Regions from separate parts of the Homo sapiens genome. Here region 2 is linked to region 1. A link is an interaction called in ENCODE POLR2A ChIA-PET data of the cell type or tissue named here. Cell type or tissue: MCF 10A. All regions are shown on one strand. Each heading gives the region's core, and the rest is flanking DNA. Links, peaks and the distances in the headings are about the cores only. Region 1 overlaps MAST2 (microtubule associated serine/threonine kinase 2). Region 2 overlaps MAST2 (microtubule associated serine/threonine kinase 2).

Evidence for each region. ChIA-PET counts read pairs that join two places held together with the same protein. Peaks named below come from ENCODE experiments on the same cell type or tissue, not always from the same donor. Only the 100,000 strongest peaks of a DNase experiment are listed, where the experiment ranks them.
Region 2: POLR2A ChIA-PET joins it to region 1 with 10 read pairs; 5 of 35 experiments call an interaction of 5 or more read pairs at or near these places.

The regions. Positions count from the first base shown.
Region 1 is chr1:45,886,231-45,901,596 of GRCh38, reverse strand. The region is part of intron 4 of MAST2 (microtubule associated serine/threonine kinase 2); the gene reads right to left. It overlaps LOC105378694 (a long non-coding RNA gene), which reads left to right. Exons shown (of 5, transcript XR_001738038.2): 2 at 5,957-6,062. Among named protein-coding and RNA genes, the nearest start is that of MAST2, 90 kb to the right of the region's middle. In MCF 10A, for the core only: no CTCF peak of the experiment used is centred there; a DNase peak (open chromatin) is centred at 9,026.
Region 2 is chr1:45,946,034-45,961,399 of GRCh38, reverse strand. MAST2 (microtubule associated serine/threonine kinase 2) reads right to left here. Exons shown (of 29, transcript NM_015112.3): 5 at 1,923-2,014. Among named protein-coding and RNA genes, the nearest start is that of MAST2, 150 kb to the right of the region's middle. In MCF 10A, for the core only: no CTCF peak of the experiment used is centred there; DNase peaks (open chromatin) are centred at 6,669 and 9,109.

The DNA.
Region 1 (15,366 bases), core at 6,969-11,968:
AATATCGTGAAAATGACTACACTGCCCAAAGCAATTTTAATCAAATTACCAATGTCGTTTTTCACAGAATCAGAAAAAACCATTCCAAAATTCATATGGAACCAAAGAAGAGCCCACATAGTAAAAGCAATCGTAAGCAAAAATAACAAAGCTGGAAGCATCACACTACTCGACTTCAAATTATACTACAAGGCTATAGTCACCAAAACATCATGGTACTGGTACAAAAACAGACACACAGCTCAATGAAATAAAACAGAGAACCCAGAAGTCAATCCATACACCTACAGTAAAGTGATCTTCAACAAAGTTGACCACAATAATCAATGGGGAAAGGACACTCCATTCAATGAATGGTGCTGGGAAAATTGGCTAGCCATATGCAGAAGAATGAAACTGGACCCCTATCTCTCACCATATATAAAAATTAACACATGATGGATTAAAAATTTAAATTTAAGACCTGAAACTATAAAAACCCTAAAAGAATACCTAGGAAAAACTCTTATGGACATTGGCCTAGGCAAATAATTTATGACTAAGACCTCAAAAACAAATATGACCAAAACGAAAATGGACAAATGAGACTTAATTAAACTAAAGAGCTTCTGTACAGCACAAGAAACAATCAACAGAATAAAAAGACAACCCATAGAATGGGAGAAAATATCTGCCAACTACGCATCCAACAAAGGACTAATATCCAGAATCTATAAGGAACTTAAATCGTAAGAAAAAAACAAATAAATCTGCTAAAAAGTAGGCAATAGAAACGAACAGACACAAAAGAAGACAAGTGACCAACAAACTCATGAAAAAAATATCCAACATCGGCCGGGCGCGGTGGCTCACGCCTGTAATCCCAGCACTTTGGGAGGCCGAGGCAGGTGGATCATGAGGTCAGGAGATCGAGACCATCCTGGCTAACAAGGTGAAACCCCGTCTCTACTAAAAATACAAAAAATTAGCCGGGCGCGGTGGCGGGCGCCTGTAGTCCCAGCTACTCGGGAGGCTGAGGCAGGAGAATGGCGTGAACCCGGGAAGCGGAGCTTGCAGTGAGCCGAGATTGCGCCACTGCAGTCCGCAGTCCGGCCTGGGCGACAGAGCGAGACTCCGTCTCAAAAAAAAAAAAAAAAAAAAAAAAAAAAAATATCCAACATCACTAATCATCAGAGAAATGAAAATTAAACCACAATAAGATACCATCTTATACCAGTCAGAATGGAAAATGACAGATGTTGGTGAGGATGCAGAGAAAAGGGAATGCTTATATACTGTTGGTGGGAATGTAAATTAGTTCAACCCCTACAGAAAATAGTATAGTGATTTCCACAGAACTAAAAATAGAACTACCATTTGATCTAGCAATCCCACTACTGGCTATCTACCCAAGGGTAAATCTTTTTTTTTTTTTTTTTTTTTTGAGAGAGAGAGAGTCTCGCTCTGTCGCCCAGGCTGGAGTGCAGTGGCACCATCTCGGCTCACTGCAACCACTGGCTCCCAGGTACAAGCAATTCTTCTGCCTCAGCCTCCCAAGCATCTGGGACTAAAAGTGCACACCACCATGCCTGGCTAATTTTTTTATTTTTAGTAGAGACAGGGTTTTACCATGTTGGCCAGGCTGTTCTTGAACTCCTGACCTTGTGATCCACTTGCCTCAGCCTCCCAAAGTAAAGTGCTGGGATTACAGGTGTAAGCCATCGCGCTGGGCCGGGAAAAGAAATCTTAAAAAAAAAAATTTTTTTTTAATTGTAAAGCTCTTTTTTTCCCCTTGGGCCTGATGACATAGCATAAGAAAATTATTTTATCAAAAAGACACCTACACTGGTACATTTATCGCAGCACTATTCACAATACAAATTCATGAAATCAACCTAGGTGCCCACCATCAGTAGATTGGATAAAGAAAATGTGGTACATATATACCATGGAATACTATGCAGCCATAAATAGAATGAAATCCTGTCCTTTGCAGCAATGTGGATGTAGCTGGAGGCCATTATTCTATATGAAATAACTCAGAAACAGAAAATCAAATACCATGTGTACTCACTTATAAGTGAGAGCTAAACAATGGGTACGTGTGGTCATAAAGATGGAAACAATAGACACTGGGGACTCCAAAAGGGGAGAGGAGGTATGGCAAGCATAGAAAAACTACCTATTGAGTATTATGTTCACTATTTGGCTGATGGGTTCACTAGAAGCCGAAACCCCAGCATTACACAATATATCCATGTAACAATCCTGCACATGTACCCCTGAATCTAAAAAAAAAAAAAAAAAAAAGAAAAGAAAGGAAAAATATTTTTGGCCAATTCTAATTTCTATTGCTTCAGCAGAGCAAATCTCCTCCAAATAAAATTTAATTAAAAAAAATTGATCAAGAGCTGTTTGGTTCATGGATGGCAATTCCAAGGTAAATGAAAACCATCATCCTGCTTTGGAAGACTACTCCTCTGATCAAAGAAGGTAAAAACAGATCTGCTTGGTGGGCTGAATTGCATTATATTTTTCTAACAGTGACTGATGGAAGAATTGAACAATGGTAGAAGCCCCTGTGTTTGAGTCTTTACTGACCTCATGCAATGTAACCAATGGCTTGGCTATATACTCAGGTGAGAGGACAATGGAAATCTGGCCTGTTAAAAGAATGCCCATATGGAGCATGGCCCTAAGGAGATTTGAGGGATGCATTAAGGTGACAGGGATGGATAAGTAGACATCCCATGTGCTCCCTTGAGGTGGCCAACTCAGTCCCTGAAAAAAAGTGAGTATGGGGGCAATGCAGCAGTGCAGAGGTGAGCTGAATCTAGACATGATCCTTTTGCACCCTTTCAGGTACAAAATGCCAGAAAGAACTGTTCTGTTTCTCAGCAACAGAGACAGAGATTGCTGATGGCTATGGCGCAGATTCTCTGGTAGGAAGGCCCTGAACATGGCTGGCAAATGAGACTGATGCCGGTAGCCCTGGGAGCTACAAAGGGGTCTTGACAGGAATAGACACTGACTCTGGAGTGGGCTTTGCTTATCCCATGGAAGATAAAAATTCTCAGAGTAAAAACAAAAACAACAACAACAAAAAAAACAGAACGGAAGATATTGCATGGATTTGGATGGCCCACCATCATTCTTCAGACCAAGGAACACACTATACAGCCCATAATGTCCAACAATGGACAGAGTGAGATATCCTCCTTAGAGTAATAGTTTGATAGAGAAGTAGAATGGGCAATTGAAACATTGGTTGTCTAAAACAGGGGGAGATAAAAAGCATGAAGGGCTGGCTTACAGGCGATCATAAGGACGTATGTGCTCATACTTAACGTGGGACTTTTTCTCTGTTTTTCTGGTTGATCTGAGGAAGAGGGGATGGGGAGGATGCTAGTATGACTACACAATTCTTACCAGGGGAGGAGCGCACTTGTATAACTACTATAATTTTTTCTTTTTCTTTTCTTTTTTTGGTTTCGTTTGTTTGTTTTTGAGAGACAGAGTCTCACTCTGTCGCCCAGGCTGGAGTACAGCGGAGCCATCTCGGCTCCCTGCAACCTCCACCTCCCAGGTTCAAGCGATTCTCCCACCTCAGCTTGCCAAGTAGCTGGGACTACAGGCATGCACCACCATGCCCAGCTAATTTTTCTGTATTTTTAGTAGAGACGGAGTTTCACTATATGTTGGCCAGGCTGGTCTCGAACTCCTGACCTCAGGTGATCTGCCTGCCTTGGCCTCCCAAAGTGCTGGGATTACAAGTATGAGCCACTGTGCCTGGCTCTATTTGTTTTTTTAAGACAGGGTCTTGCTCTGTTGCCCAGGCTGGAGTGCAGCGGCGTGATTATGGCTCACCGCAACCTCCGCTTCCAGGGCTCAAGAGATCCTCCCACCTCAGCCTCTCGAGTAGCTGGGACCACAGGCAAGTGCCACCACACCCAGCTAATTTTTTGTATTTTTGGTAGAGACAGGTTTTGCCATGTTGCCCAGGCTGGTCTCAAACTCCTGAGCTCAAGCAATCCTCCTGCCTTGGCCTCCCAAAGTGCTGGGATTACAGGCATGACCACTTCGCCTAGCCTATAGTTTTTTCTTTCCTCCCCAAATCACCTTTAAAAAATTTATTTTTTCTCTCCTACCTGATGCAGTGGTCCTAGGACCAGGGTTGCAACTACAAGTGCTGAAACATCAGAGATGATTTCTAAGAAAAAACTGTAACTATGTTTTTAAACCTAATGGCAAAATTCCTAAGAACATTACTGGGGTGAGTAGTGCTTTCACCCCATTTAGCAAAAGTGGGACTAACAGTGAATGCAACTATATTGCCTGATGGTAAAAATAGCTCACTAGTTCTGCTCCTATATAACTTTACCCTATCTGAATGGGAGTGGACTGAGGAAGACCTACTCCTAGACTTGTATTGCTGCCTGCAATCTGGAACAGCACAAGAAGATTCTAATGTCCCTTTCAGAGGTGAAAAAATTTGGGTATAAACGGAAAGAAGGAGAAACCATAGCTGAAAGTAAAGAAGTGAATAAATGAGTTAGGGTTACTAACTGAGGAAAATTCAATGTTATGTTAACAGCCCAAAAGAGTCTAAGAACAAAAGATGATACTATCTCAAGCTCAATTATTCCAGATGCATGAAAGTATGAAGCTGTGTGTTTACCAAGGCCAATCCTGCTTTTGGAACTTGACAAGATTTAGGAAACTTGCAAACCGGAATGGCCTCATCCTGGGAGACATTCATACAATATGATGTACTGGACTAATGATTAATGACTGCATATACAAATATTGTTTGATATAAAAGATCTGTGGTCACAAACTAGGGGGTGACCTGTGGTGTTATGATATACATACTGGTTTTAATCTACGGTTTCTGGCTTACAACTCCCATAGCCCTAGTTACAGTCTTTTGTTAGAATGTTGGCTGCGTTAGGCCTCAGGGGCAGGCCTCTGACCTTCTCCAGCTCTCCTTTCACTTTAATGTTCCCCAACCTTTCTGACTGTGGGTCTTAAGGCTCTCCCATGAGAGAGTTCCACCCTACACCTGGGGCAAGAAATATTGACTTCATGAAGCTTCCATAAAAACCCAAGAGGACAGGGTTCAGTGAGCTTCAGGATGGCTGCACACATGGAAGTTATTGAAGTGACACGGCTGGGGAGGGCACAGAAGCTCCCTGCCCCTTCCCTAGTAACTCACCCTATGAATCTCTTCATCTCTATCCTTTGCAATATCCTATAAACCGGTAAATATTAAAATAAAAATCTAAGAGGCTAAGTACAGTGGCTCACACCTGTAATCCCAGCACTTTGGGAGACCAAGGAGGGCGGATCACTTGAGGTCAGGAGTTCGAGACTAGCCTGGCCAATATGGTGAAACCCCCATCTCTACTAAAAACACAAAAATTAGCCAGGTGTGGTGGCACCCATGTCTGTAGTCCCAGCTACTCGGGAGGCTGAGGCATGAGAATTCCTTGAACCAGGGAGGCAGAGGTTGCAGTGCCACTGCACTCCAACCTGGGCAACAGAGCAAGACTCGGTCTCAAAAAAAAAAAAAAAATCTAAGAAATATAGTCATTCAAGAAAGTCTGTTTCATTTGGCATTGTTATTAAAAGAATACAATTTACAAGAAATTATTGATTACAAATAACAATTTTGGTAAAAATAAAGCCAAAGAAAAGTGTAAATATTTTAATAATTTATGAATTTGCCTTTACTTTATTGCTCATTTAAATAGATGAACACATAGACATGTGCAGTGTTAATTCAACTGTCATTTTTGACATTTTGCCATTTTCAATTGTATAAAAATTGATAATGGAATTGGTTGTAATATTTGCCTGTTTCTCTCTTTGATGATATGCTGTTTTTCTTTCATCTTTGAATGTTTTCATTTTATATCTGGATGAAAGCCATGATTTTTTGTTTTTACTTTTTTTAAAAAAACTGTCTGTTAAACAGTTTTGGAAGTCTTCCACCAAATGTCCAAAGAATTAACCTGTGAGTCACATCAGAGAAGTACACCTCACGTGGACCATCCATGTACATCAGTGCTTGGTTCCCACAGGTAAATCTGAAGTGGTAATCTGAAGTTGGCTCCCAGATGAACAAAGAAGTTTACGGAATCTCCACATTTCTAATTTCAATTTTTCTTTACATAACTGGGTTTTGTTTTGTATTTATTTATAGCTAAGTTATTCCCATTTGTGGCAGCAGAGTGGGACACTGATTTTATGGGCTGACCAATCCCGGGTATGTACCCAAGAGAAATGAAAACATATGCCCATAAAAAAAAAACTTATACATGAATGATTATAGCAGCTTTATTCATAATATCCAAAAACTAGAAACAACCCAAATATCCATCAAATAGTGGTATAGTCACAAAAGGAAACACTGAAACATAAAGGAAGCCAATTACAAAAAAGCAGGTCATTTGTCATTTTCATTTATATGAAATTCTACCACAGGCAAAGCTAATCTGTAGTGCCAAACAATAGATCAGTGGTTGCCTGAGGCCAAGATGTGGAAGATGGGATTGACTGCAAAACTACAGAAGGAATATTTGGGGGTAAGAAAAATGTTCTATCTATTAATTGTGGTTGTAGTTACATGGGTATATATATTTGCCAAAATTCATAAAATGAAGGACCCCAAATTGTTTCTGTGGGATATAACCATCAATAATTACAGTATTGAAAATGGAAACTGAGACATTAAAAAACACTTACTGATTCATTTGATGATAACACTAAAAATGCACTGCATCTTAATAACATCTTAGTACTCATTATCAAATTAATTGTGACCTTGAGAACCCCTAAAACTTGTACTCAAGTAAAGCATAAGTCTGTTCCAGAGTATGAAGACTAATGAAGGGCACAACTCGGAATGTGAATTTTGGCTGTCATGGTTTATAATACCTGAGTCTGAAAAGCTAAAACTGGTTAAAATTTTAGCAAATAATTTATTCAGTTTTGGTGAGTCCATGTCCTTGGTTTACTGTTTACTGCCATCCATTACCTACAATATTAAAGTATATTCTTTTGCTATGTAATACGCCTAGTTAGCAAATATTTTGTGTCTTGCTAGAAAAATTTTCTGTGCTTTATGCTGACTTATCAGGTCCTTAATCAAGCAAGCATAGGGCTCCTCATAAAAAAAACTACAGTTATTTAAAATTGTGTTACTTTCTATGTTTGTTTATAAATGTTTTACCGTCACTTCGGTTAAATAAGTAACCAGGTATTATTTCTCAAGCACCAACAATCCTATCTTAAGTGTTTCCACTAACGATTATTTGAAGATTTGTCTTTCCCAAATCAGATCCTACGTGTAGAAAATAATAAAATAAAACTTTCAGTGTAATTTTTTTTTTTTTTTAATTTGAGACAGGGTCTCACTGTCACCCAGGCTAGAGTGCAGTGGCATGATCTCAGTTCACTGCAACCTCCACCTCCCAGGCTCAAGCAATCCTTCCACCTCAGCCTCCCAAGTAGCTGGGACCACAGGTGTGCGCTACCACGTCCAGCTAACTTTTACATATTTTTGTAGAAATAGGGTTTCAACATGTTGCCTAGGCTGGTCTCAAACTCCTGAGCTCAAGCAATCCTCCCACCTTGGCCTCACAAAGTGCTGGGGTCAGTGTATTTTTAATACCAAAAACTATCTCTGAGATATCCCAAAACATCCTTGGCAAAATCACAAAGACGTGTTTTCTCCTTTTTAGAGAAATGTTAGAAATAATTAGGTTTAATATTTTGTTATTAATGAATTTCATGAGAAAAGTTATCTACCAGAAGACATGTTCAGTGTTCCCTAGGTTAAAGTTGTATGGGTAAAATGCTATTACTATAAATATTCTAGTTATTGTATGATTAATAGAAAACTCCTAGAGATTTGTCAATGTCCTCATTATCCATAACGTTTCTGAGTCCTGACAGAACTCTGCCAGATTTTAGGAAACAAAAGTTTAGTGTTTTCAGTCTTTTTTTTTTTTTTTAAAATATCCTACAGGAAGAAGTGTTTTCAGTCTTAATTTCAGTTATTATCTAAAATACTGGCCAGGTGCGGTGGCTCACATCTGCAATCCCAACGTTTTGGGAGGCTGAGGCAGAAGGATCACTTGAGCCCAGGAGTTAGAGACCAGCCTAGGGAACATTACAAGACCCTATCTCTACCCCGCCCCCTGCAAAAAATTAAAATAAAATAAAAAATAAATTAAATGAAATAAATAAGCTGGGCATGGTGATGCATGCTTACAGTCCCAGCTACCTGAGAAGCTGAAACAGGAGGATCGCTTGAGCCCAGGAGGTTGAGGCTGCCGTGAGCTATGACAGAGCCACTGCACTCCAGCCTGGGCAACAGAGCAAGACCTTGTCTAAAATAAATAAATAAATAAATAATAAAAACTGAAAATGTTTACTTGGTAACAACCTTACTTTTAACATTTCAATCCAGCACCTTCTAGGTCAGTGGAGTTTTATAAAAATATAGATGTATAGGACTGGAGTTTTATAAAAATATAGATGTATAGGACTTATTCCAGACCCATTGAATCTCTTTACTTGATGTCCTTAGTATATTCTTGGTATGTTTTTGGTGTCTGTATAATACCACAAGAATATTATAAGTTATACATAAAGATTTTTCCCTCTCTAAAAATTATGTTTATCTATGTTTTCTAAATCAGATGTAACCTTCACTGTCTTATTTGCAATAATCTCTTACAGTTTGCTATAAGTTTTTGGACTGGCCTTATTACTCTCATTTTACATGTGACAAAAACAACTTAATTTCCTTGTTAGTTGCATTATTCTTATGATATGAGACTCTGTCACATGCAGAGAGATTCTGTTTTGTGCTGAGGCCTGTCTGAAGGCTCTACAATCAGCTAGAAGCCAGAGTCTGTGTCTTCAACAAAGAAGGGTTGTCTCAGAGCTCCACGGAAAAGGACTGCGGCAGGTATTTTAAAACTACTGACACATCAAAGAATAGACAGGCTTCCAATAGCATTGCTTGGACAACTGGACAACTTCCAGATCATTCCAGTGGAATGAGTCAGAATTTCCAGAACTTTTTTTAGTTAAGAAGCCGACTACTAACGTAAGATCCAGTGAAATGAGAATTAGGTACACAGAACGGTATGAACTATAAGAAATGATTATAGTAATTTGTTTGAAATATTATTTTAATGTCCATTTTCTAATATGCAAGGGAGCCAGTTGTATTCCTTGTTAGGCTATCTATAACTCTTAACAATTGAGTAGACTTTGCTCTTGTAAAATGAAACATTCCTAAATCACATCTGATTCTCACTGACCCTCCCCTAACCCAGAACTAAGAACGTCTTACTGAGTCTCCTTACAGTTCAAGGCAATATGGTTATTTGAATAGGGCTAAACAAGAATCTGTTCTCCTTTTGACCAGAATATAATTGTAAAAAATGGTTGTCCAACAAAGAGCTTGCCTGAAAGGTCACATTTGAGAATCATGCTTATTTGATCAGGTATAACAAACCACTTTTAAGGAACTATGGTTGACTTTATGGAGCCAATACTTACAAAACCTTCCTGGGAAAACTGGCCTGGTATCTGGCTTTACAGGGTCCAGACTTACAGATGGTAAGGAAGGCCACTTCCTGGAAGGCCCAGGACCCTTAGGAATTCACCCAAATTTATAGTTATTACAAGTGAAATGTGGTATTTCTTAGGCTTGCCTTCCTAGCCTCAAAATACAAATAATAGAGGCCTTTAAAAGTCCAATCTGAGATTCTTTATAAAAATTTACAGCAAAGTAAATTTAAGAAGGCTTTATGATAAATTAATATTCTGGCCACACTATGCAAATAATCAGGCCAAACCCAATGAGACCACCCTTGTTTTGTGAACAAAAACGTTTCAAATTATTTTAGATGAAAAGGTAGGAGATTATAAAAAAAAAAATTGGAAAAAGTTAAAAAAGAAAAAAAGGTTACTAGATATTTCCAATAAAAAACTATGCATATTGTTTAGAGAATACTCTTCTAGTTTGTCTTTTATTGTCTTTGAGCTACTTTACAACTCTGTAAGTTATAGGTAGGTAACTGACGTTATGTGAAATAATTTCTTTTTTTTGTTTTGTTTTGAAACGGTCTCTCTCTGTCACCCAGGGTGGAGTACAGTGGCACAATCACGGCTCACTGCAGGCTCAACCTTCCCACTTCAGCCCCCTAAGTAGCTAGGACTACAGGCAGTCACCACCACACCTGGCTAATTTTTTTAAAAAAACTTTTGCAGAGACAGGGTCTCACTACATTGCCCAGGCTGGGCTCAAACTCCTGGGCTCAAGTGATCTTCCTGCCTCAGCCTCCCAAAGTGCTGGGATTACAGGTGTGAGCTAGTACATCCAGTGCACAAAATAATGTTTGTCTATAGACATGCTGATCAATTCTGTACAGTGAAGGTGCAACTGACTTCCCTTCTCTCCATGGAAAAACTCAATTTTATAATAAATAATACATTTATTTCAACACTACACATACACATACCACATATCACTTTGTGGTTCTTTTACTTCTTTGAACTGGCTAATATATCTGCCAGATTTCCTTACTAACAATGAGTTAAATATTTAACATGTGCTTATTTTTTAAAAATCAATAGCTTTACACATATTTCAAAATTTGTTATTATGCAACTATATTTCTAGAGGTAGGAGGACAAAGCATTTATTTTATTTTACAATTTGGTAGCTCTATTTTAAATGATTAAACGTGTATACCTCTATTTGTATTCTTGTGCCAGACCATACCAATGTTTGGAACAAGTTCAAATGATTGCCAATTTGTGTTAAACTCTATAGTAGGCTCTGGGATCAGCATATTGTACCGCACAACATGGTCCTGACCTCACGGAGCTTACCATCTGCTATGGACTAAACTGTGTCTCCCCAAAATTCATGTTAAAGCTTTTACCCCCAATCTGACTATATTTCCATATAGGTTCTTTAGGAAGTAATTAAGGTTAAATGAGGTCATAGGGGTGGCTCTAATCCTATAGGACTGTTGGGCTTGAAAATGAAGGAAAAAATAAGGAAGGAGGGAGAAGGAAGAAGAAAAAGAAGAAGAGACAGATCTATGCCCCTATCCTCAGGCTGGTGTACCACATAAAGGCCATGTGAGCACACAGCAAGAAGGCCACTCTCTGCAAGCCAGGAAGAGAGGTTTACCAGAAACTTAGCATGTTGTCACCTTCTTGGACTACTAGTTTGCATAACTGTAAGAAAATAAATTTTTGTTATTTAAGCATGTGGTATTTTGTTACAGCAGCCTGAGCTAATACTTACATACTACACAACGGGAAAAGGCAGACAAATAGTTCTTTATTTACAACTGATGTAAGAGCTATGAAGAAAAAGTAGAGGCTTTATTGAAAGTATGTTCTGGGAAACCCAACTTAGTCTACAGACAGCAAGGTTTGGGTGAGGTCAGGAACGCCTTTCATAAGGAAGTGAGGTGTAAGCTGGGACTTGAAAGGTGTGTAGGAACTAGATTGGTATAGATGGAAAAAGAACATTCCAGCTGGGCACGGGGGCTCATGCCTGTAATCCCAGCACTTTTGGGAGGCCGAGGCAGGCGGATCACGAGGTCAAAAGATTGAGACCATCATGGCCAACATGGTGAAACCCTAAAAATATAAAAATTAGCTCAGCGTGGTGGAGCGCACCTGTAGTCCCAGCTACTTGGGAGGCTGAGGCAGGAGAATTGCTTAATCACCTGAGGTTGGGAGTTCGAGACCAGCCTGACCAATGTGGTGAAACCCTGGCTCTACTAAAAATAAAAAAAAAAAATTAGCTGGGTGTCATGGCGTGCACCTGTAGTCCCAGCTACTCAGGAGGCTGAGACAAGAGAATTGCTTGAACCCAGGAGGTGGAGGTTGCAGTGAGCCAAGATTGCGTCACTGTACTCCAGCCTGGCAACAGAGTGAGATTCTGCCTCAAAAAAACAAAACAAAACGAAACAAAACAAAAATTCCAGGCACAGAGAACACATTGTGTAAAACATGGAGAAAAATATAGCAACCACACTGTATAGATAGTCAGGTGTGATCCTAAGAGTAAGAAAAAATTCACCAAAGGCCAGGTGCAGAGGCTCACACCTGTAATCTCAGCACCTCGGAAGGCCGAGGAAGGCAGGTAGTTTTAGCCCAGGAGTTTGAGACCAGCCAGGGCAACATGGCAAAACCCCACCTCTACAAGAAGTACAAAAATTAGCTGGGTGTGGCGGCGTGCACCTGTGGTCCCAGCTACTTGGGAGACTGAGGTGCGAGTACCACCTGAGCCCAGGAAGGCTGGGGCTGCACTGAGCCGTGATCGCACCACTGTACTCCAACCTGGGTGACAAAGTGAGATTCTGTTTCAAAAAAAAAAAAATTTCACCAAAAAAGTTTAAATTAATATCTAATAATGAAATCCGCATTTTAAAAAGCTTTTCCTGGCTATTGTATGATAGTTAGGTAGACTGAGGGTGAGCAATGCCAGATAAAGAAAGGCCAGTTAGGAGGTTATGGCAGTAGCAGAGGCAAGAGATTACAATGGCTGTGACTATCTGGACAAACCAGTGGTAGTATAAAGAAAGAGAGAACACCAGCCGGGCACAGTGGCTCAGGCCTGTAATCCCAGCACTTGGGAGGCCGAGGCGGATGGATGATGAGGTCAGATTGAGACCATCCTGGCTAACGTGGTGAAACCCCGTCTCTACTAAAAATACAAAAAATTAGCCAGGCGTGGTGCACACATCTGTAGTACCAGCTACTGGGGAGGCTGAGGCGGAAGAATCACTTGAACCTGGGAGGCGGAGGTTGCAGTGAGGCGAGATTGTGCCATTGCACTCCAGCCTGGGCGAGAGAGCAAGACTCCATCTCAAAAAAAAAAAAAAAAAAAAAAAAAAAAAAAAAAAAGAGGCCGCGCGCGGTGGCTCACGCCTGTAATCCCAGCACTTTGGGAGGCCGAGGTGGGTGGATCACAAGTTCAGCAGATCGAGACCATACTGGCTAACAGAGTGATACCCGGTCTCTACTAAAAACACAAAAAATTAGCCGGGCGTGGTGGTGGGGGCCTGTAGTCCCAGCTACTCAGGAGGCTGAGGTGGGAGAATGGTGTGAACCCGGGAGGCGGAGCTTGCAGTGAGCCCAGATGGCGCCACTGTACTCCAGCTTGGACCACAGAGCGAGACTCAGTCTCAAAAAAATAAAATAAAATAAAAATAAAGACAGAACACCAAGAGATATTTGAGAGGTATAACAGAAAAGACTTGTGAGTGTAAGGAAGAGCATGGCAACAAAAATAACTAAATTTTCTATCTTGAGGAAGCAGTACCATTTAATAAGCTAGAGTATAAGAGAGGACCTGATTTTTGAGAAAGACAATGACTCAGATTCATAAATGCTGCAGTTCAGATGTCTCTGAAATATTCAGTCACATTATGGTGAATGGACAGTTATGAGATCTAGCGATATAAATGTGGGGATAATGAGCATGACAACTATTCTCAACATACAGTAACAAAAACAGGTTCTCAAGGATTTTCAGATCCCACCTACACAGGTAAAGCTCGCCAACAACTACATCCATTTTTTAACAACAAACTGGTTCCCTGTAGGGATATGAGTGATGACTATGGCTACTTCCCTCCCAACCTCTGCTACGTCCTGCCTTCCCATTGGACACTTAGAGAATCTATATGAAATTACTTCCCACCAACTTTTAAAAGACAGGGTCTTAAATGTAACACAAAGCTATCACTCTGGGCTTTAGAGTCTTGAAAGATTGCAAAATTTCCTGATTTTCAAAGCCCCACAGAAAACCTAAAGCCCTATATCAGACGCCACTGATACCTCAACAAAGGGTTTATTATGTGTATGCAGCAGGTGGTATCTCTTTTTAGCACATTTTCCAGAAGCATTGATCCAGGCATCAAGTTGCATCAGAATGGGAAAGTACATGACACTGTCAGTTTCATAGGAACAAAGTTTGACACATCACATCCCTGGGGCCCAGGAACTCCTCCCTGCCCACTATGCAGTGCCTATCACTGCAGACACCAGACATTAACTTTCATCCAATATCTGGTATCTAAGTCCACTGCCCAAATGAATAAGCTGACAAAATAAAAGGTTAACTATCCCCAAGGGCTCTAAAGACTACAAGCCAGCAATGCCAATAATATCAACACACACATATACACATACCCCATGATGAATGCAACCAACAGCTACCTCTCCACTCCTACAGTCTGTTATCTCAATTGACTGCTCATAGCCTCTAAGAAATAAAGCAAGACATTTCATGAAATATGAGGAAAATTATCTTAAGCCTAATGGGTATTAGAAAAGCTTTACTTTCAGGGTAACTGGAGACATAAGCATTATTTACATTAAGCTCCCAAATGCAGGGTCTAGGTACTGGTGCTGAAATTCACAAACAAAATAAACAGTCGCCAGGCATTGTGGTTCATGCCTGTAATCTAAGCACTTTGGGAAGCCAAGGTAGGCAGATAGCTTGAGCTCAGGAGTTCCAGACCAGCCTGAGTAACATAGTGAAACCCCATCTCTACAAAAAATACAAAAATTAGCCAGATGTGGTGGCAGGTGCCTGTGGTGCCAGCTACTCAGGAGGCTGTGATGGGAAGATCTCCTGAGGCCAGGGAGGACCAGGCTGCAGTGAGCTGAGACTGCGCCACTGCACTCCAGCCTAGGCTAAAGAATGAGACCCTGTCACAAAAACAAACAAAATAACAACAACAGCAAAAGAAACAATCCTATTTGAAAGGAATCATCAAAAAGAGGCCCCCACTATAGCATTGGGCAAGAAAAGCCATTCAGAGCTGCTTCAATTATGAAAAAGTAAAATATAAAACCCTTCTAGCCTGGGTAAACAGATACAAGTAACTTTAGAACTTCAAAATCTTCTTTTCACAGATATTGTACTTTGAACAAAGTTATCAACTCCCTTAGGTCTGATATTCTAAACTACATTTTTAATGCATTAAAAAAATACCCAGATGGGTTTAAATATGAAATAGCTTTCTAAAAATGAAAATGATTTAGTTTCAGGAAGCTACATCTAAAATAAATGGTATGAGCCAGGCCAAAAGAACTTTCATAACCACCTTGCCCCAATAAAGCCCTTATCGTGGCAGGCATAGATGATGTTTGCATTTTGCGTATTAGAATGTAACAGCTCTCTTCCCTAATCTGACCAATGTCACTATAAATGTGTGTGTGTGTGTGTGTGTGTGTGTGTGTGTGTACTTATAGATACATATATAAATATGTATACAATATATAAATATATATGTATACTTATATAAGTATATAAATATATATAATATA
Region 2 (15,366 bases), core at 6,004-11,003, 61 kb before region 1:
CAGTACTCACATTAGTTGTGCAACTATATACAAGGTCTAGACATGTTAAATTTATTCCTATATGATAAAAAGGTCAGGTCAGATAGATGTATGCTGAGTTTCTCTAAAAATCTAGGATGTGCTGTTTGAGCTAATCCAGCTAATTTCAGTCAATTTTTTTAGAGGAAAGCACCTAAGCACAATGAGAGCTTTGCTTTAAAGGTCAAGTATGTCTCCAGTTCCCTGGGATCCCTGTTCTCTTGGTGGTATCTTCTAAAGTGACAGCTTGTGATTGAGAGATTTACTGATTCTTGGAAAGGGGCCATCATCACACTAAAAGGCTGGCTTCTAGGCTAAGAGAATCTGAGCCAAAGAAGGTGAGATCCTTCTCCCAAGGACAAAGTTCAGTTTCAGAATCACCAGACTCTCAGGACCCTCAAATACTCCACATGTACCCTCACTTTCTCCCTCCAAAGACAGTAAACTGTGAGCAAGGAAACAAATTCATGGAGAATATACACATCTTACTCAGCTTGATGCTGACCCATTTCACTGCTTTGATATCCTGCTTTAACGCCCAAAGACAGACAAGGTCCAGGCTTAGGACAACAGTGACCATGGCTTTCTATGCCCAGGCAGCAAGCTCTGAACAGTTCTAAGTCTGTCAATTGCCACTAACTGTAGGTTTAGATCTTCCATTATAAAGAGTGTAGCAATGAACTGCACAGAAGTGCTGCAGCCCTTTCAGCAAAGCTGAGTCCCGTGGCCTGGTTCCCCTGGGATACAAGAATATACCTTCTACACAGAAGCACATGGCTGACTCCGATGAGGTCTTTCTTCTGCCCCTCTCTGGGAAGGACAATGTGCCAGAATCAATGGAAGCCTCGTATTTCTTTTCTTTTCTTTTTTTCTTTTTGAGATGGGGTCTCATTCTGTTGCTGCCCAGGCTGGAGTGCAGTGGTATGATCTCAACCTCCATGGGCTCAGGTGATCAGGCGATGCTCCCACCTCAGCCTCCCAAGTAGCTGGAACTACATGTGTACACCACCATGTCCAGCTAAGTTGTGTATTTTTTGTAGAGACGGGGTTTTGCCATGTTGCCCAGGCTGGTCTCAAACTCCTAAGCTCAAGCAATTGGCCCATCTCAGCTTCCCAAAGTGCTGGGATTACAGGCGGGAGCCACTGTGCCCAGCTGCCTCATAATTTTTATCTATTCTTCAGAGCCATGTAAATCAGTCCTTATACTGTCGGGAAGAGCCCATATTCCAGGGCTAGAGCAGCCTGAATCCATGAGGTCATTTGCTTTAATTCCAGTATGTAATATCAGTATCATTATGAAACAAATACTCCAACCCGGGTGCAGTGGCTCACACCTATAATCCCAGTACTTTGGAGGATGAGGTGGGAGGATCACTCGAGCCTAGGATTTCAAGACCAGCCTGGGCAACATAGAGAGACCTCGTTTCTATTTAAAAACAAACAAACAAACACATACTCCTCTTGCTTTTGTTATCTCCTAATCTAAGAGCAGGAAGGTTAACAGGAGTCCCATTAGACGAAAAACCCTCTCTGTGAGCCCTAATCCTTGGGCACGGTAGTACAAAATATTAGTGGACTCCTCATCAAATGACCCAAGACGAATGGAGCTGTAACACACTAGAACACACTAGAACAGAGGCCATAAACCCAGGACACATACCTGGCCCCAAGATATGTACAAGACTAAAAGGAATGTTGAGAGAACAAGGTAAGAAACAACTAAGAGTCAAAAGCAGGCTAACTCATTCTCGTACAGAAAGCAAGCCCATGAGCTCTGTCTGCTTCAGTCAGCCAAGTAAAGTGACAATGTAATATACGGAACTGCACAACATGAGAAGTAGGAAAGAAATTGGGCATCTGTGGCCACTCTTTCATTCAACCTTTCTTAACCTTCAAGCACTCACCTGTGTGGCCATGGAGTGGTGAGTGTGGCCGTGGTAGTGTAGGTGATGTGCTAGAGGTCACAATCAAGCTCTTGCGGTTACTTGTCCGACAACTGCAATGAAAACAAAATATGAATTATAATAGGGCCACACCATGGGCCCAGAGACCTTGAGTGGTTTTTAAGGAACTAAAGAGGGACACCATTCCACGGGCCGCACAGTATACTTCTTTAAACTGAACTGGGTCAGCAATTACACTCGGCACCAGTTAGATTCCATAAAGCACTGTGTTCCTCCTTGGAATAACTTTTTTCACTGCCTTGACTTTCATCTTGTATTGCCACTGTGCTTTTCCAATGTTTAGTTTTATTTCCCAAGCAAACACAAGGAGCTCCCTACGGGCAAAAACCATGTTTTAAACAGTATCTAATGAAGAATGACCACTGCAAATTGATTTACAAAATAAAAAGCACAAGTCAAAATATTCTCATATTCTCTAAGAACCCCCCAAAACTATTAATCTATGAAATTATTATTTTTAGAACGTTTAGTCCGTGAATTAAGTAATATTCTCATTTCAGAATAAATGTCAGAACAGCCCTGGGTTTCTTCTATAAACGGGCTTTCCACTACATGTTAATGTCTGAAGCTTTTTCTTCTGGTTGGAGAAAACCAGATGGTGATGAAAAGCCATTTCATGCAACATCTATTACTGAAAAGTCTATATCAATTTATTTGAAAGTCAGTCTATCTTTTGAAGGCATTAGGGAAGTTTGCCATTTATATTCATCCAAATATTTATTGAACACCTACTACACACTAGGCAGTGTCTTAGGAGGGAAGCAGTAGGGAACAAAAGAACAGTCTCTATCCTCATAACTGGAGTGAACAGTGCTGTGGGAAAAGGAAGAGGAAGAAAGAACAGAAAGAGGGAGAGAGAGGGAGAGGGGGAGAGGGGGATAGAGGGAGAGAGAGAGAGAGGGAGGGAGGGAGAGGGAGAAAAGGAGAAAGGAAATAAGAGACTGGTGTGGGAGTGCTAACTAGGGAAGTGAAGTCTGATGAGAGAGCTGAATGATATGAAGGACTCAGACAAAAGTAGAGCTGAGAGGCAGAGAGAAAAGTAAAGGTAAAGGCACTGAGACAAGAACAAATTTGGGATGTTCAAGAAATAGCAAAGAAGTCAAGAGTGGATGACAGGAGGGGAGAATGACAGAAAAAGAAGTAGGTTATAGAAGCTATGGGGAAGGCCACAGCCAGACTCTGTAGGGCTGATGGAAGGAATGAGATCAATCTCAAGAAAGAGATTATCATTAGAAATGATAACCATTTTCCCCTAAGAAACCATCAGGAGGAATCCAATCATGCCCATACCCCTAACTACCTCAGTCACCATGGAATGCCTTCCACTCTCTAACCTGACAGTCTCCCACTACTCTGAACCTTTGAGAAAAGCTTATACTTTGCCTCCTTGAACTCAGTATGTCATCAGCAAACTGCCTATATCCCCAATTTCTCTTCTGAGTGTCTGCTTTAAATTCTAGCTCCAAATGAAACGTTGCTACCTCCCAAGGACACCAAAGTCCTGGCGAAATCCCAACCCTTTACAACCAAGCTTCCCATCTATTTTGCAACTGCACCTGGGAACTTAGAGTGACTGAAGAAAAACCCAGAATCATGCTGGCTGATGTGTCTTTATATTCACAGTGACAAACATCAAGTGGGGCCTCATTACTGCCTGACAATCTTAGCACATTTACCAGAGTAATGTGTTTGCTCACTCTCCAAGACAACTAATTCACATTTTCTCCTTAAACCTCCAATACCCCTTTTCCTTCCTCAAATCTGTACAGAAAATAAAAATTAAAAAAAAATAGCTGGGCATGTTGGCACATGCCTACAGTCCTAGCTACTTGGGTGACTGAGGCAGGAGGACTGCTTGACTCCAGGGGTTCATGGCTACAGTGAGCCAATGATTGTGCCAGAAAAAGAAGAACACGTACAGTTGGGCCAATTAGAAAACAAATAACATATTTAAACCCAATCATACCAATAATCATATTAAATATAAATGTTCTAAGTACACAGCCAGTTAAGGCAGAGATTGTCAGACTGGATAAAATAGCAGGATCCACTTATATGCTGTTATTTGTGAAAGCCCGAAACTACAAACCACCTAAAATATGCACCAACAGATGAGTGACAAACAAATCACAGTATATCCATATAATGGAATTCTACTCAGCAATAACAAGGAATGAATAATTGATTCACACAATGGATGAATCTCACAAATAATTATGCTGAAAGCAAGATGCCAGACAAAAAAGAGTATGTTGTATGCTTTCATGGATGAGTTGAACAATTTGCCTCTCAGGTGTATTCAATCAAAAAATTTGTCCCTGGATATTTATACTAAAATATACTAAAAACAAAAGTCAAACATAATGTTACTTAACAGGAGACTGTTCTGACACATGCGCTAAAAGGGAATTGAAAACATTATTTCCAAGTCAATCATCCCACATAAATTCGACCAAATACGAGTCCAACACATTGTGACGAATTCCTCTCATGGTCTTGCACTTTGCTTTGCATTTATTTCAATAGCACTAGATGTTTTGGGTATGTATGCCAAGAGATGATATGAACTGTGCTCAACTAGGCACTGCAAAATAGGTGGCAAGGTTTGGGCAGAACAGTCACCAAAAATTTCCAAATAACCAATAGCTGGCTGATGGGTGTATCCACCATACCAAAAGCCCATTATTTCTCTCTCCAGAGCATGGCTATAGTGACACTTGATTTCGTGGCTAAAACAGGACTCACTGATTTGCAAGTAATGACCTAAACCACTAAGCTGTATCGGATGTAGTTCAAAGTAATGCTTGCATACTTTGTGACAGAAATTGTGGACACTGACCATAGTATGGACTGAAATTCCAGTAACAGCAGTAGTTGCTCTCTCTGTGACTTCCATAGACCATAACAAGGGAAGATGAAGCCACTTATTCAGGGAAATGCTGGATTTTGTGAAAAAATAATCCTTTCAAAGACAGACTCATGCTGATTGGCAATTGCAGTGAACAAATTTCCATGAATAGCTGTCTTTATTATACTGGCATTGTACCACCCACAGTAAGGGTTGGTGATATGAGGAACATTTAGGAGCCATAGATAACAAATTACACTCCTTCAAGAAGTCAATGATTGGCAGGTTTGAAGTGTTGACAATAGGTTGCAATGTATCTTGAAATAAACATCTATCCATTGGGAGAGGTGAAATAAAAATTTTCTCAAAAGTAGAACCACTAAAAAAATAAAATTTGAATTTGACCCACCACAATTAAGAAATTTCACTGGTGGGACTCACAAGGACAAATTGTTTAGTTGATCCAATTCCATTTATATAAAATTATAGAAAATGCTAACTAATCTATAGTGACAGACTGCAGATTAGTAGTTGCCCAATGAGAAGCAAGGAATGGATTATAGATAGTCATGAGGAAACTTCTGAGAGTTATAGATCTGTTCATTATCTTCATGTTCATTATCACAGTCATACAATCTATTATATTCCAATCATACCTCAATAAAACTATACAAAAATTTTAAAATGTAAGCAACATCATGTCCCTCTTCCATTTAAAATTCTCCTTGTCTCACTGAGAGAAAAAGCCAGTTCTGATGATGGCCTACAAGGCATTATATGGTCTGGATTCTCCATGACCTCTCTCCCTCCTGCTCACTCTCCAGCCACACCGGCCTCCTCGCCTTTCTTAGAAAATGCCAAGCGAGCCACCCATCTCAGGGCCTTTACAATTGGGATTTCCTTTGCCTATGTTTCTCCCAGGTTGCCTCAAGGCTTGCTCCCCTCTTCCTTCAGGTCTTTGCTCAAGTACAATCTTCTGGGTGAATTTTCCCCGATCATTCTATTTAAAATTGCAAACCCTCCCAAACTCTCTATCCCCCTTTCTTGATATATTTTTCTCCTAGCACTTATCATCATCTAACACACTACAGTCAGCATGTGGGTTCCACATCCATGGATTCAACCAACTATGGGTGGAAAATATTTTTTAAAACTTTTAAAATAATATAAATTTTAAAAATATAGTATAACAGCTATTTGCAGGGATTTGCTTTGTATTAGATATTATAAATAATCTAGAGATGATTTAAAGTATACAGGAAGATGTGTATAGGTTATATGCGAATATTATGTATGCTCTTTTATATAAGAGACTTGGGCATCTGCAGATTTTGGTATCCGTGTGGGTCCTGGAACTAATCCCCAATATATATATGATGGTATATATTTTGCACATTCATTTTGTTGTCTCTCTTCTCATCAGAAATTAAACTGTATGAGGGCAGGGGCTTTTGTATGCTTTGTGTACTGCTGCACTCCTCAATACCTAGAACGCTGCCTGGCACACAGTAGGCTCTCAATAAGTATTTGTTAAATGAATGGATGAGTATGATTTGTTACAAGGATTAAAATAAAGAAGATACATGTATACCTGGCCTATGAAAGGTAAATCAAACTGTTATATCTAAATCCTTGTGTCTGAAAGTGAAAATGTCTTGAAACTTCAGGGACGGATAATTAATTCCAGCTTCATTTGCCTTAACCTTATTTAAAATTTAAAATAAAAGCCAAAACACTAAAGATCGTATTTCCAGGCCACATGCCTTTTTATAAAGGTACACATAATCTCACTTGGCAAATCTTTAACAGCTGCCAGGGGAAAAAAAGGTCAGACACTCTGCTACAGATACCATGACTCAGCTGAGATCCACAACAAGGAACTGGCTAATTTTTCCATTTCAACAGGCTCTGGCCATTTCCCCAGGATCCTAAGAAGATAAAGGGCAAGTCTTAATTCTTTCATTCCAGTAAGATGAAGTACTGGATATCTGCAGAGTTGGGTACACTAACTCTCAGCGGACGGGTGGTAGCCTGGAAGCCCCCGGAGCTACCTCATGCAAAGACTGGTGTTAAATCATCCCAGTCACTTGGCTACTTGGAGTGAGACTTGGCATTTCAATTTCTTACATACCTCGCCATGGTCATCTCAGTCAACAGCAAGAACAAGGGCTAAGGCATATCGTGCATTCTCTGTGACAATGTTGAATTGTAACCACATTTGGAGAGTAGTAGATCGTTTCTAGCCTTCAAAAACCCCTCCCTCCAGCAACTAGCAGGCACTCGGAAAATCTGACCCCTGCAAGAGCTGCTGTAAATTTACTTAGGAAGCCTGCTTCCCACTGTGAAGCAACAAAGGGTATGGAATAAGATGTCTGGTTGCAGATCCCTTAGGTCTCTCCAGTCTCCAAATCTCAGAGGTCTAGCTGCTCCTAGGAACTTGAGCACTCCGTGACTGGATAGTACTTGGCAGGCACCTTTTAGAATTTAGAATGAGGAAAAGATCACTTCTGTTTCAGTAAGTGTAAACAATATAAAGAAGAATGTGGAGCTGGTTACAGTCAAGCACTTCCAGATGCTATAATATTTCAGAGTAACAACCAAGATGTCCTGGTTAAGATGGGGAAGTGAGAGTGGGAAAAAAATACATATTCCCTCCCCAATAAAGGGAGATATTATTACGTATCCATTATATTATTATTGATATATTATTTATTGCTTACCTGGATTTCAATACCCTCCTAACTAGTCTCTCTGGTTTACTCTTGTCTTCTACCCTAATCTGTTCTTAATATGAGCAAGCCACAGTGATTCTTTTAAAGCACACATCTGATTATTTCATTCCTCTGCTCAAAACCTTCCACAGGCTGCTAATTTTGCACAGGCACTTCTAGCTACTAGGACCAGCGTTAACTGTTCCCTTTACTTGCAATGTCCTTCCTTCAACTACACAATGGCAAAATCCCTCACTCCTTCAAGGCTTTATTCTAATGTCACCTTCCCAATTTTCTGTTTTCCTGAATCCCCTTTGGTCTACCTTTTTTCCCAATAGCATTTGTCATCTTCTAACATACTACATAAACTATGTTTACTGTCTGTTTCTTCTTTTCTAGAGTGAGCTCTAAGAGGTATCCCAATCACCTAGAAATAGTACACAGGGCATAGGAGGTTTTCGACAAGTGTTTATTGAACAAATGAATGTATTTCCACAGAAGCAGGTAGTCAGAATTCCCCGCAAGGGCAGCAGGCATCAGAGGAACTAGGAGAAAAGTCTTTGCTCTAAGGTAAAGTTTTCCTCCAAGTCTGATGGCAACTCTCCTTGAATTAATCAAGTTTTTTTTTTTAACCTCTGCTCTATTGGTTTAGAAATTACATATTGTTTTGTTTTTTTCTGTCCTAAAGTAGTTGTTATTATTCAAGGTTTAATAGGTGTTCTTGTCTCAACAATGTCTAAAGTTAACCAGCACCTCAACTCTCTTTCTGAACAAAATTAAAAGATCCTAGATCGCTTTTAACTCCAATCCTCCCACTCCCTTTCAACTTACCTATTATTACAATCTATTATTTCAGGTCTATCTTACTTTTACATTGCCAAATTAGTAATTATTATTTTATACAATAATTGCTTGCTTAGATTTACTCATGTATTTTCTAATTTCACTGCTTAACATTCCCTCTTGGGATCTCATGTATTTCTTCTTTGTTTCTGAAATATATCCTGTAGTAATTATTTCAGAGAGGATCTGATAGTAATAAATCTTCTCTATAGATTTTGTTCTCTTGGTTTTTGATGGTCTGAAAATGGCTTTTTTTGGTCACTCACTTCCACTGCTAATTTAGCAAGTATGGATAATTCTAGTGTCTTGTTCAGAGTAACTTTTTTCTCAATACTTTAAAAATATTATTCTGTAGTCTTATGGCTCCTGTTATTGCTGTTGAAAAGCTTACTCTTAGCATAAGTGCTGTTCCTTTGTACTTAATTTTTCTTTTTCTGTCTGGTTGCTTTATTTTAACCATTAACTTATTTTTTTAGATATATTTCCAACAATATAAAATTCACCCTTTTAAAATGTACAACTCATTCATTTTTAGTATATTCACAAGGCTGTGCAAGCACTGCCACTATCTAATTCCAGAATATTTTCATTGCCAAAAAGAAACCTTGTACCCATTAGCAGTCATTCTCCATCCCATTCTCCCCACAACCAACCACCAACGTACTGTCTCTATGGATTCACTGTCTCTGTGGACTCTACGTATTCTGGACATTTCACAGAAACTGAATCATACATTATGTAGTCTTTGGCTTCTTTTACTCAGCATGTTTTCATGCATGTTGTGGCATGCATAAATTCTCCATGCCACAATTGTTAATCCTTTCATAAAATGACAAGGTATTTGGGTTGTTACTACTTTTTGGTTATCATAGATGCTGCTGCTGTGAACATTTGTTTACAAGTTTTTGCATGAACATATATTTTCAATTTTCTTGAGTGAACTTTCTTGCTGAGCTCTTTTACTTTAGTGAATTCTTGAGGGTTCTTTAAGATATTCTCTTTGTTTTCATGGCTCTGCAGTACTGCAATGTATCTAGATGGGGATTTATTTTTATTTATTATAGTGGGGACTCACCATGCTTCAAGATGTTCCTTGTTTGTTTCTAATCAGTTCTGGAAGGTCTCAGTCATTATCTCTATGAATACTGCCTCTTCCCATTTCTCCATATTCTGTTGGACCATCTGATCATATCTTCTGTATTTCTTAGCTTTCATTCATAGTTTATATCTTCCCATTTCTGTCTTGCACTCTTGATAAAAATTTTACTTTGTCCACAGCTCTATTATTTAACACGACTGTTGCATTTTCAATTTCAACAACACAATACATATATTTTATTCCTCGAATTCTAATTAGCTTTTTGTCCAAATATATTTGGTCTTTTTTTCTCTTGTTTCTGTTTCCTTCTTTTATATTCTTTTTTGTTTGTTTTGAGACAGGGGATCACTCTGTCACCCAGGTTGGAGTGCAGTGGCTCAATCTCCACTCACTGTTGCCTCTATTTCCTGGGCTCAGGTGATCCTCCCACCTCAGCCTCCAGGGTAGCTGGGGCCACAGGCCCATGCTACCATGCCTGACTAAGTTTTGTATTTTTTGTAGAGACAGGGTTTTACCATATTGTCTGGGATGGTCTTGAACTCCTGGGCTCAAGTGATCCGCCCGTCTTGTCCTCCCAAACTGCTGGGATTACAGGCATAAGCCATCATGTCCAGCCTCCTTCTTTTATATTCTTAATAATTTTAAATATACTAATCTTACAGTCTTAATCTCTAATGTTACTTTGTTTTTCTTTTTGAGACAGGTTCTCACTCTGTCATCCAGGCTAGGGTGCAATGGCACAATCACAGTTCACTGCAGCCTTGACCTCCCTGACACAAGCAATCCTCACCTCAGCCTCCCAAGTAGCTGAGAAAACAAGCATGCACCACCATGCCCAGCTAATTAAAAAAAAAAAAATTTAGTAGAGATGAGACTTCACTATGTTGTTCAGGCTGGTCTTGAACTCCCGGGCTCAAGCGATCCTCCCACCTCAGCCTCCTAAAGTGCTGGGATTACAGGCATGAGCCACCACACTCAGCTAACATTCGTATTTTTTTGTAGAGACAGGGTTTGACCATGTTGCCCAGGCTGGTTTCGAACTCCTGGGCTCAAGCAGTCCACTCGCCTCAGCCATCCAAAGTATTAAGATGAAAGTTGTGAGCCACTGTGCCCACCCTCTAATGCTACTTTCTGAAGTTCCAAACTGTTTCTTTTATCTATTGATTTTCACTTAGGGGAGATTGGTTGGTTGGTTTGTAATTTTGTACTACAAACTTACCTTCAGTGAAGCTGCATTTATGAGAATCCTATGATACCTGATTTGAGGGTATGTCACTTAATAGAAGTGTTAAGTTTGTTTCTGACAGATGAGCCAGAGTTATTACCAGCCCAGAACCAGCTTCTAGACCACACAAAGAGTATAAACTCCAACCCCCAATTTCAGTTAAGTGAAGGCTTACAGGTAGAAATTTTCAAGGGAGACGTCTTTCCTTTATTAAAAGCCCTATTTAAAATCCAGATGAGATTAAGAAAGTTCTTTTTATCTGTACATGCCAGTGGTTTTCCTAGTCCATTCCTGCACTGAGGGTGAAGTCTTTTGAGGGTCCTAATTGTATGTAGGGGGTGTCCATTCTAATTGCTTACACTAAACAAGCCAAGACCTCATCTTTTTTCCCCTCAAGGTTATTGAGACTAGCACATCTCCTCCCTGACCCCATTTTTGGAAGCTTCAAAGCTGGCTCCCACTGTTATTATTATTATTTTTTAGGTTCAGGGGTACATATTCAGGTACATAGGTAAACTCCTGACACAGGGGTTTGTTGTATAGGTTGTTTCATCACCCAGATATTAAGCCTAGCACCCAATAGTTACTTTTCCTGCTCCTCTCCCTCCTCTCTCTCTCCACCCCCAAGTAGACCTCAATGTCTGTTGTTTTCCCTTCTTTGTGTTCATGAGTTATCTTCATTCAGCTCCCACTTATAAGTAAGAACATGCGGTATTTGGTTTCCTGTTCCTGGGTTAGTTTACTTAGGATCGTAGCCTCCAGCTCCATCCATGTTCTCGCAAAAGACATGATCTTGTTCTTTATGGCTGCATAACATTCCATGGTATATATGTACCACATTTTCTTTATCCCATCTATCATTAATGGGCATTTAGGTTGATTCCATGTCTTTGCTAATGTGAATAGTGCTATAATGAACATTCGTGTGCATGTGTCTTTATGGCAGAATGATTTATATTCCTCTGGGTATATACCTAGTAATGAAATTGCTGGGTCAAATGGTACTTCTGCTTTTAGCTCTTTGAGGAATCACCATACTGCTTTCCACAATGGTTGAACTAAATTACACTCCCACCAACAGTGTGTAAGTGTTCCCTTTCCTCCACAACCTTGCCAGCATCTGTTATTTTTTTACTTTTAACAACAGCCATTCTGACTGGTGTGAAATGATAGATCTCATTGTGGTTTTGATTTGCAGTTCTCTAATGCTCGGTGATATTGAGCTTTTTTTCTTATGCTTGTTGGTCGCATGTATGCCTTCTTTTGAAAAGTATCTGTTCACGTCCTTTGCCCACTTTTTAATGGGGTTGTTTTTCTCCTGTAAATTTGTTTAAGTTCCTTATAGATGCTGAATATTAGACCTTTGTCAGATGCAGATTGCAAATATTTTTTCCTATTCTGTAGGTTGTCTGTTTACTCTGTTGATAGTTTCTTTTGTTGTGCAGAACCTCTTAAGTTTAATTAAACTTGTCCATTTTTGCTTTTGTTGCAATCGCTTTTGGTGTCTTTGTCATGAAATCTGCCCATTCCTGTGTCCAGGATGGTACTGCTTAGGTTGTCTTCCAGGGTTTTCATAGTTTTACGTTTAAGTCTTTAACGCATCTTGAGTTGATTTTTGTATATGATGTAAAGGAGGGGTACTATGTAGCTTCAGTCTTCTGCTTATGGCTAGCCAGTTATCCCAGAACCACTTACTGAATAGGGAGTCTTTTCCCCATTGCTTGTTTTTGTCAGCTTTGTCAAAGATCAGGTTATCATAGGTGTGTGGCCTACGATTTTAAAACCCCTGATTTTTAAAATAGGCTCTCTGTTCTGTTCTATTGGTTTATGTCCCTGTTTTTGTACCAGCACCATGCTGTTTTAATTACTGTAGCCCTGTAGTATAGTTTGAAGTCAGCTTTGTTCTCTTTGCTTAGGATTGCCTTGGCGATTTGGGCTCTTTTCTTGTTCCATATGACTTTTTTTTTTTTTTTTTTTTTTTTTTTGAGATGGAGTCTCACTCTGTCGCCCAGGCTGGAATGGAGTGGCATGATCTCAGTCCACTCCAATCTTCACCTCCCAGGTTCAAGCAATTCTCCTGCCTCAGCCTCCCAGGTAGCTGAGACTACAGACACACACCACCACATGCAGCTAATTTTTTGTATTTTTACTAGAGATGGGGTTTCACCATATTAGCCAGGCTGGTCTTGAACTCCTGACCTCATGATCCACCCGCCTTGGCCTCCCAAAGTGCTGGGATTACAGGCGTGAGCCACCGCACCCGGCCCGGTTCCATATAATTTTTTAAATAATTTTTCTAGTTCTGTGAAGAATACTCTTGGTAGTTTGATAGAAATAGCATTCAATCTATAAATTGCTTCAGGCAATATGATCATTTTAATGATATTGATTCTTCCTATCCATGAGCATGGTATGTTTTTCCATTTGTTTGTGTCCTCTCCGATTTCTTTGAGCAGTGTTTTGCAATTCTCATTGTAGAGATCTTTCACGTCTCTGGTTAGCTGTATTCCTAGGTATTTTATTCTTTTTGTGGCAATTGTAAATGGGACTGCCTTCCTGATTTGGCTCTCTCCCTGGCTGCTGTTGGCGGATAGGAATGCTAGTGCTTTCTGCTAGTGATTGATTTTGTATCCTGAAACTTTGCTGAAGTTGTTTATCAGCTTAAGAAGCTTTTGGGGCCAGGCGCAGTGGCTCATGCCTGTAATCCCAGCACTTTGGGAAGCCAGGGCAGGTGGATCACGAGGTCAGCAAATCAAGACCATCCTGGCTAACATGATGAAACCCTGTCTCTACTAAAAATACAAAAAATTAGCCGGGTGTGGTGGCGGGCAACTGTAGTCCCAGCTACTCGGGAGGCTGAGGCAGAAGAATAGCATGAACCTGGGAGGTGGAGCTTGCAGTGGGCCGAGATGGGCCCTCTACACTCCAGCTTGGGCGACAGAGCGAGACTCCGTCTCAAAAAAATAAAAGAAGCTTTTGGGCTGAGACTATCAGGTGTTCTACATATAGAATCATGTCATCTGCAAACAAGGGTAGTTTGACTTCCTCTCTTTCTATTTGGGTACCCTTTATTTCTTTCTCTTGCCTACTGCTCTGGCTAGCACTTCTACTCTTATTGATTAGGTGTTGTTTTCTCTCTCTGATTTGGGTCCCTCAGGGTTTTCCTCATGTTCTGCTGAAATCAGCTATGCATTTAAAACAACAATGATAATATCTAACAATTACTAAGAGCTCACTGGGCTTGGTTTAAAGCTAACTTGTCCAACTGGCAGCCCACAGGCCACATGCAGTCCAGGACAGCTTTGAATGTGGCTCAATACAAATTTGGAAATTTTCTTAAAACATTATGAGGTGTTTGGGTTTTTTTTTTTTTTTTTTTTTTTTTAAAGCTCATCAGCTATCATTAGTGTATTCTGTGTGTGGCCCAAGACAATTCTTCCTATGTGGCAGAGGGAAGCCAAAAGATTGGCTTGTAAAACTAACAACCCTGGTTTAAAGCATTACATGTAGTATCTCACACCCTATGAAGCAGCGACTATTATTATCCCTTTATTTGGACAAGGAACTGAAGGCTAAGAAATGCTACATAGCTTTCCCTAAGTCAAGATAAAATAATAACATTATTTGAAGGCCTAATCTAACTTGAATTTTCTTTGCCCTCGGACTTTCTTAGTGTGGTGCTTCATCCTCAAATGATCTAAAAGTCAAGTATCCAGAAAATCAAGGGCATTTTATGTGGCCTAACTTCATGGACGAGAGGACAGCAATAAGTACCCTAGGGACTGGTGCAAAACTCTGACGTAGGCACAAATATTGGGGAGCAGGTCTGCTATGACAGAGACTAAGGAAACAGTATGCTCCCACCAAAGTCTTTAGTCGTGACCACCTTGACTACTATTGTGACTATCAACCCTATATCAGGACACAATAAAGAGAGCGCTATCTTGAGCCAGACAAAAAATAAAGAGGTACAGATTATCTCTACACTGAACAATCCTGAATCCTTTCACTATATCTTATAGCAGAAAAGACCACCAGCAATGCAAAGGAAGCATAATTCAGTCCCAGGCAGATTATACCAGCCAAATCTAAACATCTCTGCTACATGTTCCTGCAACAGTTACAACTTACAGGGAAAAGAAACAAATACAGGTCTAAACCTGGAATGCCAAGCCCAAGATATCATGAATTTAATAGACTAAGAACACTTGGAAGGAATCAAGGGTTTTAAAGAAAAGACATAAAGAGAGGGAGGAAATTGGCCAAATATAAGCCAGTACAATCTTCTGCCCTGGAATAATTTATGTGACGTAGTAGCAAGTTCCCTTCATGACAGGCAACTTGTCTCCATCCCCAGTCTCAAGATGAGGATAGGATTTTCCACCACACCTTAGTAAATCTCCCCACCACCAAGAAAACAAGATAATTCTGTCTTTGATTATTTGCAGTTGACATTCACACAGTTCTAATGGAATCAACCTGGTAAAAGAGATAGGAGAAAAATTTAAAAACCCTAGACTGGGCACTGCCTCAGATTCTGGGTATTCTAGGCATGCCTATATTTCCAGTGTCCAGGACAGTGCCTGATACATGTTTATTATTTGGAGAATTAATGAATGGGAGAGACTGGAGAATTAAGGAAAGGGAGATAATGGTTT